Regions from separate parts of the Homo sapiens genome. Here region 2 is linked to region 1. The links are chromatin contacts, found by Hi-C or POLR2A ChIA-PET in ENCODE. All regions are on one chromosome and are shown on one strand. The core of a region is the stretch at or near the end of the contact, and the rest is flanking DNA. Distances in the headings are between cores, read along the strand shown. Region 1 overlaps IL31RA (interleukin 31 receptor A). Region 2 has its middle 64 kb from the start of C5orf67.

What was found. A loop is a pair of places that touch in the nucleus more often than their neighbours do. ChIA-PET counts read pairs that join two places held with the same protein, here RNA polymerase II (POLR2A). Pooled maps may share reads with other maps.
Region 2: a pooled map shows a loop between it and region 1 (2.7-fold over the local background). The contact joins two enhancer-like sites. A Hi-C loop is called at or near these places in 2 of 37 single-sample maps with no recorded cell type and 3 of 50 pooled maps. POLR2A ChIA-PET finds 5 or more read pairs at or near these places in 1 of 52 experiments (SK-N-SH).

The regions. Positions count from the first base shown.
Region 1 is chr5:55,922,247-55,925,227 of GRCh38, reverse strand. IL31RA (interleukin 31 receptor A) reads right to left here. Exons shown (of 15, transcript NM_139017.7): 15 at 2,378-2,981. Among named protein-coding and RNA genes, the nearest start is that of IL6ST, 71 kb to the left of the region's middle. RefSeq lists an enhancer at 1,796-2,396. Within about 2 kb of position 1,552, at least 10 of the 41 ENCODE cell types and tissues checked have a DNase peak (open chromatin) inside an H3K27ac peak, as active enhancers do.
Region 2 is chr5:56,668,486-56,671,853 of GRCh38, reverse strand. No RefSeq gene overlaps it. Among named protein-coding and RNA genes, the nearest start is that of C5orf67, 64 kb to the right of the region's middle. RefSeq lists an enhancer at 1,359-1,408 and a silencer at 1,358-1,652. Within about 2 kb of position 1,698, at least 15 of the 41 ENCODE cell types and tissues checked have a DNase peak (open chromatin) inside an H3K27ac peak, as active enhancers do.

The DNA of each region.
Region 1 (2,981 bases), core at 303-2,802:
ATAAGATGAGATTTTGATGGGTTTCTGGGCTCAGTTCCCATCAAGCTCCCATTGGGTTCTGATCTCACATAAGACTATATAGCCACAGTCTTCTATGGGCCAGGAACTCCTAAAAGGACAAACCTGGCATCTCGGGAGAAAGTCCCTACATGGAGACGGAGGCTTTAGTTGGGGCCTTCATGCTGTGCAGCCCAGGTCCTGCACACAGAGCGAGTGTGACTGCAGAACTGAGAGACGCAACACCGCTGGCTCCGCAGACGGAGGAAGGAGCCGCAAGCCAAGGAATAAAGGCATCGCCTAGGAGCTGGAGGAGGCAAGGAAGACTCTTCCCTATGGCCTCCAGAGAGGAACACAGCCCTGCCAGCACCTGGACTGTAGCCCAGTGTGACTTCCAACCTGCAGAACTGTGAAATCATCAATTCCTGTTGTTTAAGGCATTGAGCTTATGGAAATGTGTTACAGCGGCAAGAGGACACGAATCCTTGCTAAGTCTGTGGACTCTGAAAGTGTAACTCGTGAGCCAATAACTTATTTTTATTTTGATACGAGTCTCGCTTTGCCCCAAGGGCGCGTGGGGGTGGGGGAGGGGGAAGGAGGGGTGGGAGGAGGCACCCACGTGGTACCTTATTCCAACAGTCATGGGACATCCACTCTTCCAGCAGACCTGCTTTTGCCCTGCCCAGCTCCTGGGGGTGCTTACAGATTCTACACCGTCATGGGACTACCTGCTTCTGTAGCCATCGTAAACCCTTCTGAAGCTCTGGGTCCCTGGGGGCTTCTGTCTTCTTGTCACCAGGGCTGTGAACATGGACATGGTTCCCCTCTCCATCCCCACACCTGCCGTCAGCATTTCTCTTAGACCTCACTGGCTCTAAAACCAGTCTCAAGAGCTCTCTGCAGGCACCCAGGGGAGAGGGGAATGGTCTACACGTCTCACCAAAAAGGGGTCCCCTTGGAGTCTCCACTCCTCTTGATCTCCCCAGTCCCTTGGTCATCTTACTCACCCGAGGTAGAAAAGCACAAGGAAAGTCAAAGGGCTGGGCTCCAACCCCCCACTTCCCGCTTAGAGCCTCAGAGAGCCTCCGCCAAGTCATCTAGCCTCTCTGAGCACAGCCTCCTCATCTGCCACTGGCCAGAGCTACCTACTCACAATGCAGTTGTGAGGCTTACTGGGTACTGCGTGCCACACCTTGAGCACAGCACCTGGTGTTAAATGCCAGTCAATGGTTCTTCATAAGCTTAGTGATGAACAGGGGTCTCTGCGGGTGAATATCACCCTGCCCCAGGGCTTCTCCTAGATCCATGGTGGATGTTTGTCATACACTTGGGTACTTACCAGTCTGTTCTGTGTCCGTATTCCTTGTCCCAAAATTGTTTGGTCTCACTTGCTTTCTACACCCCCTTTTTTTTAAAAAAAATCTGGCAGTCCCCCGAACCAGAATGGGTTGAGTGACTCCCTGCTTTCTACACCTCTAGAAAGTTCTAGCGGTGCAATTTTCTCACTACCAAAAACGGAAACAAGTTCAGCTGCCTGGAGAAGCTGCCAGACGGGCTGTAGACCACGTTCCCTTTAAACCACGGCCTGCGTTGTGACAAGAGTCTGTGGGCAGCCAGAGGGAGAGGAAGATCCAGGGGCTCTTTCTTTCTTTAATGGAAGTGACCCAACTGTGTTTAGAAGCTGAAGGGAAGGAATGGCTAAAGAAAAACAAATTGAAAGTACAGGAGAGGCCGTGGTGGGATGGGCGGGAGACAGAGGAAACAGCAGGCACCTGCCACTCTGAGGTTTCCTGGGAGCCTGAACAGGAACAGGTCAGGGAGCTGTAGCTGCGGCGTAGCCTCAGAGCAGAGAGCTGAGACCCAGCGGCAGCTCCAGGAGCGGGAAGGAGCCTGGAATAGGAAGACAATGAGAGCCCGGGCGTGGGTCTCGGATCCTCCACAGGAAATGCAGGCAGGAGTCATTTCCTGCAGCAAAGAGTGTAATGAGCTGCCGAGTCCTGGTCAACTGGAGCCCTTTCCCACAGCCACCAGGCTTCCCTGATCTCTCACGTATTTACATTGTGGAGCCTCAGTTTAGATAGCTGAGTAGGTAAAACTTTAAGACAGGGTCTTGCTCTGTTGCCCAGGCTGGAGAGCAGAGGCACGATCTTGGCTCACTGCAATCTCTGCCTCGCGGGTTCAAGTGATTCTCCTGCCTCAGACTCCCGTGTAGCTGAGATTACAGGTGCGCACCACCACGCCTGGCTAATTTTTGTATTTTTTGTAGAGACAGGGTTTCAGCATGTTGCCCAGGCTGGTCTCAAACTCCTGACCTCAAGTGATCTGCCCACCTCAGCCTCCCAAGGTGCTGGGATTAAAGGTGTGAGTCACTGCACCTGGCTGAGTGGGTAAAACTTTAATATAGAAGTATAGTATTACATGAAAATAGTATAGAAGTATAGTATTACATGAAAATAGTATAGAAGTATAGTATTACATGAAAATAGTATAGAAGTATAGCATTACATGAAAATGGTATTATGGCTTTTTTGTATGAAAGGCCCAAATACAAAAGCATTTTAAAAGCTGTTCCTATTACCATAACCATGTTTTCACACTCTACTTAATAACAGACTTCTCATGCACATGCATTACAGATTGCATCCGTAGGTGGTCCATGTGTGGAAAAGACCACATACCCAGTCTTCAGAGATGGTTCTCTTGGGGCCACAGATTCAGTCTTCCTAGTTGGAAAACTCTGCATGTCCTTTCTAATTTGCATAGACCACAGGACACCTTTCTCGCATTTTAGTCCACACTTATATTGAAGTTGGGCAGGAAGACAGAATTCTAGTCCTAAAAATGAAATGCATAGTACAAGTATCTCACTTCCCTTGAACAGCCACGAGAGCATTGCTGACAGCAGGTTTTGCCCTCTTGTGGAGTTCTGCCCCTCCCCTGCCCCTTGCTTCTCCCCAGCCCTTTTCATCAGCACACGACAAGCG
Region 2 (3,368 bases), core at 449-2,948, 750 kb before region 1:
GCCTTGAGACAGGGTGTGGAGCAGAGATACATCCTTGAGGTTTGTTTTATTCTCTAAACTTGACAGTGAGAGGACAGGAAATGGTCCATTGAGAAACTGGTGACCAAAAAATGCTGAAATTCTTCTTTAACCTCAGTTCCAGTCAATTCACATTGGAAACCGCAGTGCTTTTAAATTGCGCATTCCTAATTCTCTGATTTCTCACCCCTGTGGCTTGTTTTAGGGTCTCTAGGTGTATATTCAGTCAGCTGAACCACTCGAAGGGCCTGGTCACACCTGTGTCTTACCTTTGTGCCTCCATTTCTACAAGTACAAAGACATGGAGGAAACAGAAATTTTGCTACCTCCTTTCAGTGTTAAGTTTGAGATATCCTGATAAAAACCTTCAAAAAAGGGACTGAATGTTATTATTATTTTTTAAAGTAAAGACAAGAGGTTTATGTCCTACAGTTCTGGAGTCTGGGAAGTCCAAGGTTGAGGGTCCTGCATCTCTGAATGTGAATTTTTAACAAATGTGTTGGGGCTGGAGGGTTGGGGTGAGTTGGAATGGGGACAGAGCTCTTGAAAGATGCTTATTAAATCTGCAGTCCTTTCTAACAGACTTTTACAGGTAGGAACGCTTTCTTTGAGAAAGATGCACAGAGCTTGTCCTCTTCCCTTGAAAGCCATGGGCAATGAATGATAAAGTAGTTAGTCATCACAGAGCACTGGTGACTTAACTGCTCAAATCAATAAATATTCCCATTTCCATTGACTCATTTAATGGGAAAAGAAGGTCACATGTCAAGAAAGAGGGAGGGGATGGAAGAAAGGAGAGAATGAGTGAGACAGGAATTTTGAAATGTATTAGAACGTGTTTTTTTCTAACATTTTAGTATGAAGATTCCCAAATTACAGGAAAGTTGAAGGAATTAAACAGGGTATACCCATTTACTCACAACTTGGATCCTGCAATTAATATTTTGCTATAATTGCTTTATTACCTCTATTGATCCTCTCAAGAGTAGCAGTCTGTGAGTTTTGATGAAGGCTTACTTGTGTGACCCAGTCCTAACCGGATATAAAATATAACCTTCATCTCAGAAAATTCTTTCTTGCCCCTTCCCAGGTAATCCCTGCTCCTACCTCACAGCCAGAGGCAACCACTATTCTAATTTTTAAAACTGTAGATTAGTTTTGCCTATTTTTGAATTCCATGTTAATAATACCATACAGTATGAGCTCTTTTGTATGTGAAGCTTCTTTCATTTACCATAATATTTTTGAGATACAGTCAGGTTGCTGTGTGTAGCCATTTATTTTTTAAACCACAATAATCTCTATTCATTTTTAGAGAGTCTCAGGTTAAGAGTTTCTTCTAAAAGCAACAGGAAAAATAAGCTGTTGTTTTTTTTTTTTTTTTAAGATAGGGGAGAGAGAGTTGAAAGGAACCTGAGTGAAAGGTACTTTGGCCTCTTAATTTTCATGATAAAGAAGTTGAGGCCCCGTCATTGCTCTGGGGCACGCAGACTGAGCTGAAACTGGAACCCAGGTCTCCTGATTCACGGCTTGAAAGGGTTAGGAAGGCAGCTGAGTAGGGTGGTTGTTTGAGCTGAAGCCATGTGAGAATAGAGAGTTTCGACAGAGCTTTGCTTTAGAGGATGTGAAACTACAGTAACCTCATGTGACAAAAAATCCTCCGAGGCCTTGGTATGGAGCCAGAGGAGGAAGTTTGACATGGCCTCTGGTTACCAGCTCCACCTCTGAACCCACTGGCCCAGGATGACTTATGGTGAGCTCTCTGATTTGCAATAAAACTAGACATGGGACAGAGAAAGCTTTTCTGCACCATGCACAAGGCAGGACAATGCTAAAGGAGGGGGGGGAAAAAAAAACAAGAAAGACACCTTCAGCCACATGGCCTTCCCATAGCAGGGGACCCAGAGCTGAAAATAAAACACCCAGGGAGGAAGGGATGCTGTGGTTACAGACAGAGCCTTTGTCTCCCAAGTGCATGTTCCAATTCAGCCCAGGATGACAATGACCTGGAGGTTCCTGCCTGCCAGCTGTTGGCTGGCCTTTGTGAAAGTCCCCGAGCTCCAGGCCAATGCTTAGCGGGCAGGTATCCATATCGTGAAGCCAATTGGCACTGCTGGTACCTTTGTTGATGATGTGAGCACAGCCACTGGGAACCAAGGCTGCTGGTGCACTCTTGCTACCAGCTGGCAGGTGCAAACCCATGGGCAGGTGCCCTGGGGAGAGACGGTTCATGCTGCCATGGTAACCGATAAAAAAAAGGAGGTTTCTTCAAGGTCAGTTTGCCCTTTTTTCTGCTAGAGGATATTGTGAGGAAGAAATGAATTTGTGGCAGCCCTGACTTGTGTGTAAATGTGTCCTTCATCTGTTTTGAATTGACACTTCTAATTGGATCTAATATTAGTGTCACCCACTGGGCAAATCTGGGTATTGGTGGGTCTCCTGGGCTATGTCATTGTGGACAAAGATCAAGTCACCAGAGAAGTCCCAGAAGAGACGTTCCAGTGTAAACCAAGCAGGATTGAACAAAGAATTCCAAAAGTGATTTTGAAAAGGCTGACAGTCAGGTTGGACAGGTTCTTCGGGCTATTCCAGGATGTGAAATTAATGCGGACTGTCTGAGGCGTGTCACCCTAGATGTCCTTTAGCCAAACTGTCCTAGGTGCAAGGAAGAAGGGACCCTTGTCAGCTTGCTTGGTGCCTCACGAGTTTGTCACAATGCATTCATTGTAAAGAAGCAAGCTTTCCTTATCATCATTGTCCTTCTCTCTGTAAACCTTCTGCTCATGCCTTTACCTTGGGCAAATACATTTTCTGGCTTTGATTTAAAAGTTCAGCTTCTTGATATTAATATTTCTGCGCTTCATTCTGATAAAAGTTGTTCTGACTCAGGTCATTGGCTTGGGTGTCAGTAATTTTCCCATTTAGCCTCTCTTGTGTGTTTTTCATATTCTGAGATTTCTGTTGGCAGAAATAACAGCATTGTATTAATTAATTAATTAGTAGCATTGTGTTATTGCAGGGGCTTCATGAACCCCTGGGAGAATTTTACTCTGTTCTGCTTACTGGGATGCTACCAAAATTATTTAGTACCCTGACAATCAGAAATATCATTTTTTTGGATAAACTCTAAGCAACTTGCCTGCAAGTATAACCATGGAGGTTGGCCTCAGCTTCCCAATGTACAAAATGAAAAGATTAGATTAAATGATGTCTTCAGGTACTTGCCAGCTGGTTTTCTAAGATGTTTGATTTTAACATAAAAAGAAAACCTGTGAATATATTCAACAAATAACAAATGGAATTTACAAAGCTCTGCACTGGATCCTTGTATGCAGTAAATATTTATAATT